Regions from separate parts of the Homo sapiens genome. Here region 1 is linked to region 2. A link is an interaction called in ENCODE POLR2A ChIA-PET data of the cell type or tissue named here. Cell type or tissue: A673. All regions are shown on one strand.

What was found. ChIA-PET counts read pairs that join two places held together with the same protein. Peaks named below come from ENCODE experiments on the same cell type or tissue, not always from the same donor. Only the 100,000 strongest peaks of a DNase experiment are listed, where the experiment ranks them.
Region 1: POLR2A ChIA-PET joins it to region 2 with 10 read pairs; 2 of 35 experiments call an interaction of 5 or more read pairs at or near these places.

Annotation. Positions count from the first base shown.
Region 1 is chr2:212,224,583-212,232,582 of GRCh38, reverse strand. All of the region lies in intron 1 of ERBB4 (erb-b2 receptor tyrosine kinase 4), which reads left to right. Among named protein-coding and RNA genes, the nearest start is that of MIR548F2, 200 kb to the left of the region's middle. In A673, no CTCF peak of the experiment used is centred here; a DNase peak (open chromatin) is centred at 4,622; H3K4me3 peaks cover 927 bases; H3K27ac peaks cover 3,336 bases.
Region 2 is chr2:211,858,965-211,866,964 of GRCh38, reverse strand. All of the region lies in intron 3 of ERBB4 (erb-b2 receptor tyrosine kinase 4), which reads left to right. Among named protein-coding and RNA genes, the nearest start is that of MIR548F2, 560 kb to the left of the region's middle. In A673, no CTCF peak of the experiment used is centred here; a DNase peak (open chromatin) is centred at 6,474.

The DNA.
Region 1 (8,000 bases), 370 kb before region 2:
TAAAAAGTTAGCCAGGCGTGGTGGCAGGCGCCTGTAGTCCCAGTTACTCAGAAGGCAGAGGCAGGAAAATCGCTTGAACACAGGAGACAGAGGTTGTGGTGAGCTGAGATCATGCTACTGCACTCCAGCCTGGGTTACAGAGCAAGACTCTGTCTCAAAATAATAATAATAGTAAAAAGTAAAATCTTTACTTACTCCCCTGAAAACTCTTATATCTACTTAAGTAGATTTATTGTTTTCCTTCAAAGCCTTTATTTAACAGCATTTCTTCTTTGAAAATGGAATCAAAGAGCAGGAAACACTGAGTTTCCCATTAAGGTTAGAATATTTAAGCATTATGAAACACTTATGTAGTCTTCATAATGTTTCTTTATAACATATAAAAACAACATATATTAACTCATTGATAAATATGTTAATTTATTGTATTATAATAACAGCCCTTGAGAAAAAAAGTACTATTATTATCAAACCCACTTGACAGATGAGAAGACTGATGCATAAAGAGTTTAATTAATTTCTTCACTGTCACACAGATAATACAGGAAATTCGAATCTAAAACAGTGCTATACTGCCTTTCATCTGAGGCGAAGTACACATGTCTAAGATCATTCAGGGTCATAAAAACAATAAGTAAAAGCTTCAGATTAAATGAAGAAAATTATTTCACTCATACAGTTGGTGTATTCACTTAAAAGGGAGATTGAAAAATGAATTGTTAAATAAATAATGAAGAAAAAGGTTAGTAGAAAAATGAACCAAAGCATTTTTTTATCCTAGTTGATTGCAAGACTTTGTCAAAATAAATACATGCATATTGGTATTAGTTGTGTTACTACAGGAGGAGTAAAAACTATAGGGATAAAAAAACAGCAGTATGTATAGTTCTGGGTCTTATCTATCCTAATTTTTGTCATATGCTTCTATCAGACCTGACTGTTTATGAAGTGTTAATAAACATAAGGAAAATATCCACAATATGGACCATCCCTCTTCTTCAGAATAAACCTTGGCAGTCCATGTTATCCATGTAATTGCCATTTCCTGATGAAAACAGAGGTTTCTTTGAAGGCATTTAACAAGAGCCAATTTTTTAATGCTGCTTCTGGCACTCACCTTCATGGGCACTTTGCCGTTTCAGTCTGAAGTAATGAAAGATGGAAAGAAAAATATTTTCTTCTTTTTAAAGTTCCAGGTCTCCTTAGGTTTAAGCCCATCAGGAGTCCAGACAAATGACTTAAAACATGTCAAAAATGAAGTGAAAAGGTTTTATAACCTGTTTTTTTTTTCCTTTCGGACACCCTCAGGTTTTGTCCGTTTGAGATGACTGGATTTTTGTTTTCTTCATTCTTAGTGTGAAATCGTTCCTTCAAAACATGTCTGTAATGAAATATCTAGTTATCTCTGATGTTCTGTAACACTTCTTGAAAAAATTTCTGAAACAACAAAGTAGTTACTTTTGGAAGACCAAATCATTGAAATAAGGTATTTAGGTAAACATTTCTGGCATTGTTCATATCTACACCCTAACTATACTCTAACTGTATTTCGAAGATTCAAGAGAAAGATAACTCAACATTTCTTAAATTTGGGTAAATATGACAGTATTTTGCAAAGTTTTTTAGGTATCAGTGAATCAAATTAGTTTATTTAATGGTATCAACTTATGTATAATCTAATTTAAAAGTTCCATAATAAGTACATCATTTCCCTATGATTCCTGGGAAGGTACTGCTCATTGGATTTTTGAGACTCTAGACTCTTTATCATGCTGATCTTTAGTGAAAAACTTTTGTATTATAACTCCTGATTTTAAATAGTTATGTCAGTAGATAGATGAATGGGCAGATGGAGAGACAGATAAAAGATAACCTGAATAAGTAGTATGATTCATATTATATAGACGTAGATTTTGTAAAATATATGTTCAGAAAACCATACGCACTGTCATACATTTAAGTAGGGGAATTCATCTGAATCCTAGACACAGTTGTGTGGTACATATTTTCTGTATTTTAACATTTTAAAACAGTAATTACTTCGAAAATGGAATATTCTTGATGATGTTTGTGATGGTGTTTGACAATGAATTTGGCAATTTGACAAAAATATATTTTACCTCAATAGCCTCTGAAAGCCAATTTTGCATTTAAATTTTGAATCTGTTACAATACAAAATCCATTGGAAATCAATTAACTGAGATAGTAGCATATTTTATTATGGATAAAGTAATAGTTTTGCAGCATACCTACACTTAGACTTCCATGTTGTAGCCCATATTCTTTTTCCTTTTTTTTCAAGACAGAGTCTTGCTGTTGCCCAGGCTGGAATGCAGTGGTGTGATCTCAGCTCACTGCAACCTCCACCTCCCAGGTTCAAGCAATTCTCCTGCCTCAGCCTCCCGAGTAGCTGGGATTATAGGCATTCACCACCACACCCAGCTAATTTTTGTATTTTTAGTAGAGATAGGGTTTCACCGTGTTGGCCAGGCTCATCTTGAACTCCTGGCCTCAGGTTATCTGCCTGCTTCAGCCTCCCAAAGTGCTTGGATTACAGGCGTGAACCACCGCACCTGGCGGTTGTAGCCTATATTCTGATTTCTGTTCATTCTGTGCATTTCTATCGCATTTTGCTTAGGTATTGGCCAACAGTCATAATCTTCCTCTTATAACTTCCTTCTTTCTCTACATTCTTTATCATTTTAATAGGACCGCCATCCAAAGAATGGCATGAGTCAGGAAAATGGGACTCGTTTTCCATTCCTTGACTCTCACCTCTACATGAAATCAAACATTAAATACTGTAAAATAATACATATAGCAAGTCTCTCCTTCTCTCCTTTCTATTCCAGAACCACTTATTGTTGCTTAGATCCTCATTATTTATCACCTGGATAAGCTGTAACAGCCCTAAACTTCCCTTCTAGCTTCAGTCTTACCTCTTTCTAAGCCTCTGCTGCCAGAGAGATGTCTGTGAATTGAACCTGACTATGACACACCCCTTCTTCAGTACTCTTATGACCCTCTTTGACTTCACTGGAAAAGTTAAATACTGAGCTTGATTTACTGGCCCTTTAGTACCTTTCTGTTGCTTCTTCCCACATTTTCATCCCTTTCTGCAGTGTTTCAAATGGAACAGGCTATGGCATTAACTATGCACTTTTGCATATATGTTTCCTTCTACCTAGAGCACCATTGCCCATCAGCAACAAATATCCCCAACCATTTCTCAGCTCTGACTTGAGTCCATCCAGACTTCACCGAGGCATCTTTTTGTTTTTTATTTGAATGATCCCTGAGCCCTCTTTTCCCCTTTTACTTGGTTAGTTGTTCTAATTATCTGCTTCTACAGTGCTTTCTGTTTCCCTCTCTTCTAACTTTGTCATTCTCTATTATTGTTAAGGTTTCCCTCATTATATTTTCCACATTAGACTGTGTTCCTTAATTGCAACACTGTACATTATTCACCTATGTGTCACACACACTTACAGTGCTCTGTCTCTCTCTCTTCCCATGAATCCATACTGATATGTCCAATTCCAAGCCAATACACAGAGCTCATGCTGCCCTTTCTTCCTTGGGCATTTTGTCAATATTTTTCAAGTACAGAGATTCCAGTTCTTTTACGACAGGCATTGTTAACTTGCCAGCATACTTCACATATACATAAATTTTTAGCCTAGCTGATCCAATTTGTTGAAATTTATTGTCTAGATGACTCTAAACTTTACAGAAAAAAAATAAACAATTTGGAAGCTTTGGTGCATGTGGCAGTTTGCCATTGCATATATCATCATCTGGTTGATTATGTGACGTTTTGTTTGTCTGTCCAGATAACTGGTGCTATACGGACACACACTTATTCTCCATTTGCTTTCCACTGCACTGTAGCAGCAAGGTGGGGTTTACTGATTTTTTGTTTATATATTTTTTTTATCTGCCATCTCACATACATGGTAGGCTCTGCAGGATGAAAATAGTCTTTACTGCTTCTGCCTCCCTCCAATATTATAATTCTGGGCAGTGCTATGAATACAATAGTCCCATAAAAATGTTCTTGCTGAATGAATGTGTGAATTAAAATATCCATTGAAGACCTTGAAGATTCATAATTCTATTGGAAATATGTGATTTTAATTATAAATTATCTCCTCCACTCTATGGTATTGTACTCTAAGATATATCATAACTCAATACTGTGTATACAGGGTGAGTTCTCTGAGGAGGCTTCACCACTTTATAATTCTCAAATCATCTAAAGTTCAGGTTTGGGGTTTGAAAACCTCCACAGAAATTTACACTGGTTTTGTCATCTTCTTCTAATTTTCCCATCAGAAGTTTTTAGATGATTATCTATACTTCTTTTATTTTAGTTAAATAGGATTAGTTGCCAAAGTTGATTATTTTTAAAATCTTTATGGTGCTTTCTAGCTTTATATATAGAAATCAGAAGAAAGATCACACAAACCAAGGAGGGGGAGGTGAAAAGGAGTATTTTATAATTTTTCATAGAATATTGAAACAGGGATATCTGTTTCTCTTTTGTGTAATCTTTTCATTAATGTAACATGATCTGAACATTGCGACATGCCCTTTAAGCTCAGCTTGATTGGCAGAAAGCCATGAGTTCTCTCCGCCTCTGACAGCACAATGCCAAAGCATGCTGTCGCATCACAGTAAATCTCATTATTATTTATGCTATGTGAGTGTGCATTGATTTTCATTCAAAGTGAGTTCCCATAAGACTTTTTTTTTTTATACTGGACAGTAATCTATCAGGTTTCATTTAAACTCTCCTCCTTGTCCACGGCCTTTAATCTTATAAAAGTCTATATTGATAAAAACAATTTGGATTTTTAAAGCTAAAGGTAAGGAAATAGCACATAGCACCATTCAAAGACTTGATTACTTATAATGTATTTCTTTATTTCTATTTTTATGGTGCTCTGCAGTGTCTGGATGCTCAATTAATGTTCATTGGTTAAGAGGAGAAAAAAGGAGTAAGAAAGCAGTTATTTTGAAGGAATTGGTTCTCAATATATAAAGTAACTATTCAAATTAATCGTTGATTATCTACAAGCTGAAAGAAATACTGAGGTGGACATGTATTTAGCAAAGCTTTGTTCAGGAAAGATTAACACCTCATGAATATAGAAGAGCTCGTCATATATCCCCTTTTCTGAACAAAAAGGGGATGTGGGAATCATGACTTTCTCAGGTTTTGAGTCTGCTTTCCATGTGTAGAGATTATTCTTCCTGAAGCTTTGTTGAGGTTCATATTGCTGCTTATTGCTGCTTGTAATCTCCATTTTACTATATGATTTTTTTTTTTTTTTTGAGGTGGAGTCTCATTCTGTCGCCCATGCTGGAATGCTGTGGTCTGATCTTGGCTCACTGCAACCTCCACCTCCCGGGTTCAAACAATTCTCCTGCCTCAGCCACCAAGTAGCTGGGATTACAGGCATGAACCACCAAACCTGGCTAATTTTTGTATTTTTAGTAGAGATGGGGTTTCACCATGTTGATCAGGCTGGTCTCAAACTCCCAATCTTAAGCGTTCTGCCAGCCTCGGCCTTCTAGAGTGCTAGGATTACAGGCGTGAGCCATTGCACCCGGGCCTGTGAAAATATTTCTTAGAATCTATCTCCATTTCCATGTGGGAACTAGGTTCCCTCATATTAATGGAAATCCACAAATAGCTTAAAGGAGGTATATGATATTCCTGATTGCTGTGAATGTGTGAGTCCTTTTAGGAATTTCAACCTCTATGAATTTAGGAGCTTGACTTGCCTGCATTAACTTTTTAGTGTTCCATTTATTTATTTTTGCATATGACAGTTATATGATAAGACTGATAAGACAGATTAAAAAAAGCAACTTTATGTTCTATATAACATAGACTAATATGACATATCTCTGAGGGTATTTAGATAGACTGATATAAAGGAGTAGTATAAAGTTATCACTGTCTTTCAGCAAGTAACAAGTTTATCAGTGATTGTTCTCCATTGGATAGAAATAAGAATTAGTAAATTTTCCTAAAACTATATAATTATGGTTTCTTTCCTAGAGAACAGAATTTCTATGACTTAGATAAAGCATTGGGATTGTATTTGTTTTGTATTACTGTGTAATAAATTATCACAAATTTAATGGGTCAAACCCCCCCCCATGTCTTTACTATGTCAATTCCCATGGGTTAGAGGTACAGGTATAGCATGGCTAGATCCTGCTCAGAGTGTCTCACAAAACTGAAACTGAGATATCAGCCAGTGCTGAGTTCTCATCTGGTGACTGATGTCCTCTTCTAAGCTCAGTTAGGTTGTTGGAAGAATTCAGCTTCTTGCAGCTGTAGGACAAGGATCCCCATTTTCTTACTGGCCAACAGCCTGGGGTTGCTCTCCAAACCTAGAGGCCATTCTGGGGTCCTAGCCATATAGCTTCCTCCGTAGACAGTTGACAACATGACTGCTTTGTTCCAGGCCAACAGAAGAGCATCTTTGCCGATTTGAATCTCTCTGACTTTTGAAAGATTCACCCAATTAGATCAGGCTCAACCAGGATAATCTCCCTTTTCATTACATCAAAGTCAACTGATTTGAGATATTAATTATATCTGCAAAATATCTTCCAAACAGCAGAAAATAACATACTTCTGGGAATGAAACTACAGTGTATTCATATGACCCATACCCACTCAAGGGGAGGGGATTACACACAGCCTGAACACAGAGCAGGATTCTTGGGGGTCATCTGAGGATTCAGCCTGTTATAGGGACCATGTAACTTTGGAAATAATTTAAAGAGAAAGAAAGAAGGAAGCAGTGAGAGAGGGAAGAATAGTAAAAGTGTCCTATAGGAAAACATTGAATGTAAAGTTCCCATTTATTGTATAATATATATGAATTTAATTATTAAATATTTTATGTGATATAATATATAAATATTACATATGAAAATTATATATCTACACATTAAATACATTGTTTTCAGCAAATCCTAATTACCTCTATAGGATAGATATTCTCATGCCGAATGACAAAATACTAGTGATTTTTGTTTACTTTTGTGACAATAAAATGATTCAAACTTATTTTTGACAGAAAATGAGGCATTTCATAATTCGAAAGATCAAGCACAGTTATGATAGAATGAATCTTTTCAGATTCTAGCCAGAAAATTTATTCCAGCCTCATGTAAATGGTAGCAATGAAGAAATTATCTCCCCAACGCTGATAAAACATTTTTTTCCTTATCATATATTTAGTTTTGTAAACTCTTAGGGTTGATGCTTTCTCAAAATAACTAGTAACAAAAATTATTTGTTAGTTAAATTTTTCACTTTCTAATTTTAGTTGGATTTATTAACAGAACAATTACAATTTTTCTAAGCAGAGAAGCTGTAAAAATTATTTTAGGATGAAAGTTTTAATATAGTAAAGTGTATTAAAATCCTAGGAGGAAAAAGGGGACATAAAAACTTTCATATAACTTCTAAAAGAAACCCAAAATATAAATGGATTGGCATATAGCAAATATAGAGCTAATTTAATAAAAAATGGTTCAGGAAAAAATTGAATTTTTATTGACATTAGTTAGTGTGCTAGTTAGAATTATTATTCAACAGTATAAAGAACAAGAGCATGATAATACACATTCTTAAAATTTTATTTTATATTTTCATAAAATGTATGACTCAACAAATTCTTAAAATTTAAATGCAAATTCAAAATATTTCAAATTTAAAAAAAACTTGTTCAGACAGTAAATTTTCAGTTACATCATTCTGTGCTCCCTTCCTTGCATCTTTTCCAAATTCACATTAGAAGAGAGTAGTAACATTAAATTCCTTACTTTTTCGTTGTTATATGCCTTTTTAAGCTACGTGTTGGCTGCCACCATGATGTTTGCTTCTTCCTTTCAGCTGGGAGTGGGAAGGGGGTTAATTGTTCTCTTAGGGTTGTTGCCAAGATATTAGTGTGATAGACATATTTAATAT
Region 2 (8,000 bases):
AAGGAAGAAGCTCCCCCATACAGAGACAGAGGGAGGGGAGCACTCTAAAGCTGAAAGAGGAGGTCCCCCTTTTTTGGTTTATGTGTTTGTTCCTTTTATTTTTTTCACTTGAAAAGCAAAATAAAAATCATAGATAATTTTAGGTCAATGTATTTGTAATCATAGCTCTATTGGCGTATTTTAAAATTTATATTCACCTTTATTGAAAAACAATTGAGGATTTTTATAGGAAGACAAGCTTAGATAATACTTTTTATAAACAGTGGGATTAATGTTAGTCACAGAATCAACTAATGCTGTTTTACTGGTTAAGTTTTTTAATGTTTATTAAAATCTTCATTTATATAATTGTACTTGATTATAAGACAATAGGAATGCACAGTCTATGTGTTTCAGATTCTGAGTAGAGCAATTGTTGCATTATCAAGAAACTTAGCTTCGATTTCTCCTTGCTGACAATTCATTTGAAGGCCCATGCATAAACTTGTACAATAATATAGTATTGTAGAGCTTAGATTTTTGATACTAGATTCTATAAAACATTTAAGGCAGGCATGGTCTAGGTATTCTTAGGCAGGAATAACTAGTCATAATTACAAAATAGGAAAACATCCAAAGAATAAAAATCAAAGAAAGAGTGATAGGACATAAGTTCAGAGTGGAACCCAGAGACAAGATCATAAGATAGGTTTTATTTTAGTTTATTTTAATTTTGAGATGGAGCCTCGCTCTGTTGCCCAGGCTGGACTGCAGGGGCGTGATCTTGGCTCACTGCAAGCCCCGCCTCCCGGGTACAGGCGATTCTCCTGCCCCAGCCTCCCGAGTAGCTGGGACTACAGGCACCTGCCACCACACCAGGTTAATTTTTTGTATTTTTAGTAGACACAGGGTTTCACTGTGTTAGCCAGGATGGTCTCGTTCTCCTGATAGTTTTTATAGGTCACAGTATAAGTGTATATTCTCCTGATAGTTTTTATCGGTCACAGTATAAGTGTATATTTAATTCTAATTACAAAAGGATATAATTTTAGGGCTTCAAAGGGGTGTGTTTAATTTATTTTACACTTTAAAGAATTAAGAGTCTCTCATTTTCTTCTTAAGTAGTATAATATGAATGGTACTGGAAATAATGTGTCTATTTCATAATCTATTTTGGAGATAGAACTGGCACGACTTGTGGTTATATTGGGTTAGAAATAGGAATGACTTCTTACTCTTTGGTCTGAGCAAATGGATGGCTGATCTTGCTATTAATTAATATGGGAAAAACTGATTAAAAAGTATGTTTGGGGAGATGGAACAGTTAGTTATTCCCAACAGACATTCAAGTAGACAGAAAATCCCAGCTACTTGGGAGGCTGAGGCGAGAGAATCACTTGAACCTGGGAGGCAGAAGTTGCAGTGAGCCAAGGTCACGCCATTGCACTCCAGCCTGGGAAACAAGAGTGAAACTCCGTCTCAAGAAAAAAATAAAAATAAAAGATATAATTATCAACTTATTTTACCTAAACAGAGGAATATCACAGAATATCACATGACTATTTTAAATAGACTACATCCATTTAGGCCTAGCTGCTCCAAGAAATAAGTTGGGAGGTAATTAAAGAGATGCCAATCCAAAGATAAGTTAAAAAGAACCAAATATGGTATGCGTTTTCCAGAGCTATTTAATATTATGGTCAGGACAGGTTTTTTCCAATCTCCTAAGCAATAACAGATAAATCTTTATGATATATCTATATATACATATAGATATATACTTTATAGATATAGATATATATAGGTATAGATATATACTTTAATGAAGTTTATTTGTGAAAATATTGGAAGATCTAGAGACTTTTTAGTAGATGTCTGCAAGGAAGCACCCAAAAAAGGAATTTTAAGCCCCTTTTATGAAGGACCACTTCTAGGAAATTATAGTCAATCTTTTATTTATTTATTTTTTATTTTTTAGACAGAGTTTCACTCTCCAGGACAGGCAGGAGTACAGTGACTCAATCTTGGCTCAATGCAACCTCTGCTTCCAAGATTCAAGTGATTCTCCTGCCTCACCCTCCCAAGTAGATGGGATTACAGGCACCCACCACCACGCTCAGCTAATTTTTGTATTTTTAGTAGAGACAGGGTGCCACCACACTCAGCTAATTTTTGTATTTTTAGTAGCGACGGGGTTTTACCATGTTGCCCAGGCTGGTCTTGAACTCCTGACCTCAAGTGATCTGCCCGCCTGGAACTCCCAAAGTGCTGGTATTACAAGCGTGAGCCACCACACCTGGCCAGTTCTAATCAATCTTTATCACTTTACATAATGGCAGAGATTCAAAAGGATTCACTGTATGTATGATTATTTCTAAGTCTCTTGGTACGTAAATATCAAGCATTTAGGATTGCTATTTTATGTTCGAAATAATAATATCCCAATTTTCTGCCAAGGTCAGCATCTTGAGCTTTTCAGACCCTGGTATCATTTTGCTGGGGCAGTTTACAGACTTTCTTGACCTGAACCACCAGCTTTTGTGCAAGCATGCAGCCTGAAGCAGCCTGGAGTTACTGCTCCAGGTGGAGGAGTTCCTGGGAAGTGCCAAAGAGATCCCCAGAAGCAGGAAAGCAGTCACTTTCATGTGGGTTCAGGGTAGGAGTTTGCAAATCCCAAAAGACAAGGGATGGGCTCCCACCCAGTCTGAGGATTAAGGGCCAGATGCCAAGGATGGAAGGATAGAGGAGATAGCAACAGCAGCAGCATCCCAGAAAAGAAGGAGAGGTGGGAAAAAGGGCCAGTGCCAGAACACCCACAGAGGAAAGGAATCAAGAAATGGCAAAGCTACTGAAGGGGCAGGCACAGATTTTTCAAGACTGGGTGATGAGAAAATCTAGAGATGGTAGTGGGGCTTGTGAGAACACAGGCAGGCCTAGTGGTCTTGGCCCCTTGCTACTGCCAGCAGGACTGGACCTTCTGGCTTCTCTCTCAATGCTTCTAACAGAGGCTCACTCTGGATCCTACCTCCAAGCCCTCTCTATGAAGCAGAGGGTCAAGAAAAAGGAGGAAAGAAAAGATAATTGAATGATGAATCCTCTCAATTTTTCCACTGAATACACAGAAACCTATGAATGTTAGACCCCTATAGGTTCATATATTGAGTTAGGATGTCATATCCCACTGTGTCTGGAATTTTTTCCTTCCGGTGGGTTCTTGGTCTTGCTGACTTCAAGAATGAAGCCACGGACCTTCACAGTGAGCGTTACAGCTCTTAAAGATGGTGTGTCTGGAGTTTGTTACTTCAGATGTTCAGATGTGTCTGGAGTTTCTTCCTTCTGGTGGGTTCCTGGTCTCACTGACTTCAGGAGTGAAGCTGCAGATCCTCACAGTGAGTGTTACAGCTCTTAAAGGTGGCACGTCTGGAGTAGTTTGTTCCTCCCAGTGGGTTCTTAGTTTCGCTGACTTCAGGAATGAAGCCGCAGACCCCTGTGGTAAGTGTTACAGCTCATAAAGGTAGTGCGGACACAAAAAGTGAGCAATAGCAAGATTTATTGTGAAGAGCAGAAGAACAAAGCTTCCACAGCATGGAAGGGGACCTGAGTGGGTTGCTGCTTCTGGCTGGGGTGGCCAGCTTTTATTCCCTTATTTGTCCCTGCTCATGTCCTGCTGATTGGTCCATTTTACAGAGTGCTGATTGGTCCATTTTACAGAGAGCTGATTGGTTCGTTTTACAGATTGCTGATTGGTGCATTTACAAACCTTTAGCTAGACACAGAGCACTGATTGGTGCGTTTTTGCAGAGTGCTGATTGGTGTGTTTACAATCCTTTAGCTAGACACAGAGTGCTGATTGGGGTGTTTTTACAGAGTGCTGATTTGTGCATTTACAATCCTTTAGCTAGACACAGAGTGCTGATTGGTGCGTTTTTACAGAGTGATGATTGGTGCATTTACAATCCTTTAGCTAGACAGAGTGCTGAATGGTGCATTTACAATCCTTTAGCTAGACGCAGAGTGCTGATTGGTGCATTTTTAAAGAGTGCTGATTGGTGCATTTACAATCCTTTAGTTAGACACAGAGCGCTGATTGGTGCATTTACGATCCTATAGCTAGACAGAAAAGTTCTCGAAGTCCCCACTCGACCCAGGAAGTCCAACTGGCTTCACCTCTCACTATTTTTCTTCAGCACAATTCCTTTTATGGTATTATCTTACTCACACTTTATTTTTAGATAGAACCATATTAAATTCCCTTTTTTCTAAGTAAAATAATGATCTGATATATCAGTTTTATGCAGTTCATTCCATTTTAAATTCTTTGAGCAAAGTATCTTTACTATATATTTAGAAGTCTTCTTCACCTATTCTAAAAGTTCCTTTTTTATTTCACAAAAATATAGCCAAGAAAATAGTTTTAATCAGTGATTGCAATGACAAGAGTTTCAATTATGCAGTGTTGTCTCCATGAATTAATCTAGTGAGTTTTGACTTATGAACATATTCTGTAGAAGTTATGTTTGAACAGGAATCTCTGGAAAATTGCCTTTTCTCATCTAAGACAATGCTTGAAAAAAATTGAGAACAAAGCATATATTCTCTACTGAATTAAAAATATAGTGTAAAAACTCTTATTTTCTGCTGATAAGAAACAGATGTTATAGCATTAATTTGGCTTTAACAAACTATTAGCTGTGATTTTATCATCATACAATTATTGTAAACTTGTTATTGTTTTTATCCCTTTAGCCGATAAATATGTTAAAAATTAAAATGGAAAATTTGAGTTCTAGCTTGAAAATAAACACTTGCTAGATCTAATGATTATTCTACATGTCATGCAATCAGAATCTTGAATGAGATTTTTAAGAGAGATATGGCACTACCTTTTATCTGTGTCTTTAAATATTTTAGTAACAGCAAGGTTAAATAAAATTTTTGAATAAATATGTTTTATATTAACTTGGATACAACTTTAAAGAATTTAAAATGCTGAATATAGAAAAAGAAAAGAAATTGTCCTTTATTTCACATGACTTTACCCATTTATGCTTTAAAATTTTTTAAAAGATCATTTGCTGGCTTTAATAGTAGTGAAAAAATTAGCATTTCATTTTATAACCCCATTGGTCAGCATTCCAAATCCTCTGTTTTAGTTTTTTCATTTCCTTGCTGTTTGCTGATCACACACATTCATTTCATCCACTGAGTTGTTTGTTTAGTTGTAGCTTCCTTGTTGTTCCAAGCCTCAAATCCCACCCATTCTAGAGTAATACATTTTCTGTAATTTTTTAATGAGTATTTTTATTCTTAAAGATAACCCAAGACTTCGTGTGTGAACATATTGTGCATGTATCACCTGTGAGAGATGAAGAAAATTATAAAAACAATTCATTGTTAGTCTTTAGCCAATATTTATAGGTTTTTCTTTATATTGTTAATGGCAATATTCAAATTGTGTTTGGGTTCCATCAATATTGTTTTTGGGCTGGGTGTAGTGACTCGTGTCTGTAATCCTAGCACTTCGAGAGGCTGAAGTGGGAGGATGACGGATGACTTGAGCTCAGGAGTTTGAGACTAGCCTAGGCAACACAGCCAAACCTCTTCTCTGCTAAAAGTAAAAAAAAAAAAAAAAAAACAAAAAAAAAACAAAAAAAAAAACACGCCTGGACTGATGGCATGAATTTGTGGTCCCAGCAACTCATCAGGCTGAGGTAGAGTGCTTGAGCCCAGAAGGTGGAGGCTGCAGTGAGCCATAATCACACCACTGCACTCCAGCCTGGGTGACAGAGTGAGACTCTGTCTCAAAAAAAAAAAAAACTACTTTTTTTTAATATATATATATATATATATATATATATATAAAATATATATATAAATATATATAATGTATTTATATATTTTATAATATATAAATATATTATATTTATATATATATAAATATATAAATATATTATATTTATATATATATAAATATATAAATATATAATATATTATATTATATAATATATTTAAATATATTTATATATTTATATATATATAAAATATATATAATGTAATATATTGTCTTTGTTTTTTCCTAATTCTTTTTGAGTTGTATTTTTTATTTCAGAGAAATAAAATTAATGATTTATTTTCATGCCAAATTATTCTCTAATGGTTATTATAGAGCCTAACACCATGGTAGTATTATAACATGCTAGTGTTAATGTAGGAGTGAATATTCCTATTTTTAATATTTAAATAAAACATTGCATAAGTATTTCCTAAGGTTTGGGAAATCATCTTTCTGTCAGTAACATAGCACTAAGTATTTATATGGCAAAAATTAAAATTTACTATATTTACTGTCAATAAACTTTAATTGTACTAGCAAGAGAGCAGAAATGCAGAACATTACAGACTTATAATGTGTGAATCACTTGCAAGCTAAGAGGCCTAGGTAATTATTTGTCTTAAATGAGTAGTGTACAATAAAACCCAGGGACAATGATAATTGAGGTGACTTCATCCTGCTTCAACTCTGTTATCACATAAAAGGAGCAATCTGTTTTTAATCTAAAATTTGACATGAGTAAACTTGTTTTATTAGTTCCTTGGTGCTTGCTAAAACAAAGAAAGCAGCAATTTAAGAGTTAGGCTTATAAAAGTCTTTTGAAGACTCTGTAGCTAGGACTTAATCAGAATAATGTTGAAAGTTAGAAAATAATTGGAGTAACTTAAAAGCACAAACAAGTCAAATTACAAAGAGTGAAAGGCAAATCTTGTTTCTCTATGTCCAGTATCATACAATCATGGTATACTTTACTTAGTAATGAAAGAGCTCTTCTAAGAAGTTTGCGACTTACAATAGCAGTTGGCTTGTGACTTTTCTCACATAGACTTCCAGAATTAAATTGATTTTGACAAATATTTAAAATGAATGACAAGAGATGTTTTGGCGTATAATAACCACCATTTATGTTTTTAAACAATTACAGAAACTTGTAAGATAAATTTAATGATTGCATTAACAATTTTTCTTTGTTTTACCATTGCCAATACGTTTGTAATGAATCACTTATTTGTGGTTTTTCTACCAGAAATAGGAAAAGAAGTTAATGGAAAACATTTACATTTCTTTTTCATTGCTGCTAATCATTTCTGCTTATTGGACATTGAAGAAGTGTGTCTTACAGAACTGATTACTTCTGGGTATATAACCTACTAATTATATGTGTGCTTTGCATTATTCTTGCCTTCAGCTTTCATATCCAATATGAGATAATGAGCAGATTGCTTTAATTCCAAAGCAATCACAGAGTCACCACCCCCAAAATATTTCTACAATAAAACGAGGGAATTGTTTCACTACAAAGTCAGGATTCATTTTGTATTATTTCTTACAGAGGAAGACATAGCTCCATAACTCTGGAGTGAACTTAAAATTAACTTTTAGGAATTTTAATATTAAACTTTATTAAACATAACACATCTTTTAAAGAATAGTCATTTACCTGAATGATTTTACTATCTAAGCTTATAAAATACAAAATAGGTATATTACAGTATTCATGAAATTCAGCCTAAAAAATGTGAATCCAAATATTTTTCTAATTTGACAAAGGTTAGATAATTTATGTGAACCAGATAGGGATGTGATAACATGATAATCAAGTTATAAGTTAGGGTTGCCATATATTTGTGAACTGCCTTTATCTAAAGACTTTTTCTAGAGAAAGAGATTTTAAGGGAATGCATGAGGAATTGGATAACAGTGACTCTTCATTTAGATTTCATTGATTGCTGAATAACTAAGTTCATTTACAGTTTTGATTGCTAAAATTGAATTAATTTTAGTAATATGTCTGGGAAGGCTGCAGAGGCAGAGGACAATATTATCAAGTTACATTAAAAGATACATTGCCGGCCAAGCACAGTGGCTCATGCCTGTAATCCCAGCACTTTGTGAGGCTGAGGCAGGTGAATCACCTGAGGTCAGGAGTTCAAGACCAGTCTGGCCAACATGGTGAAACCCTGTCTCT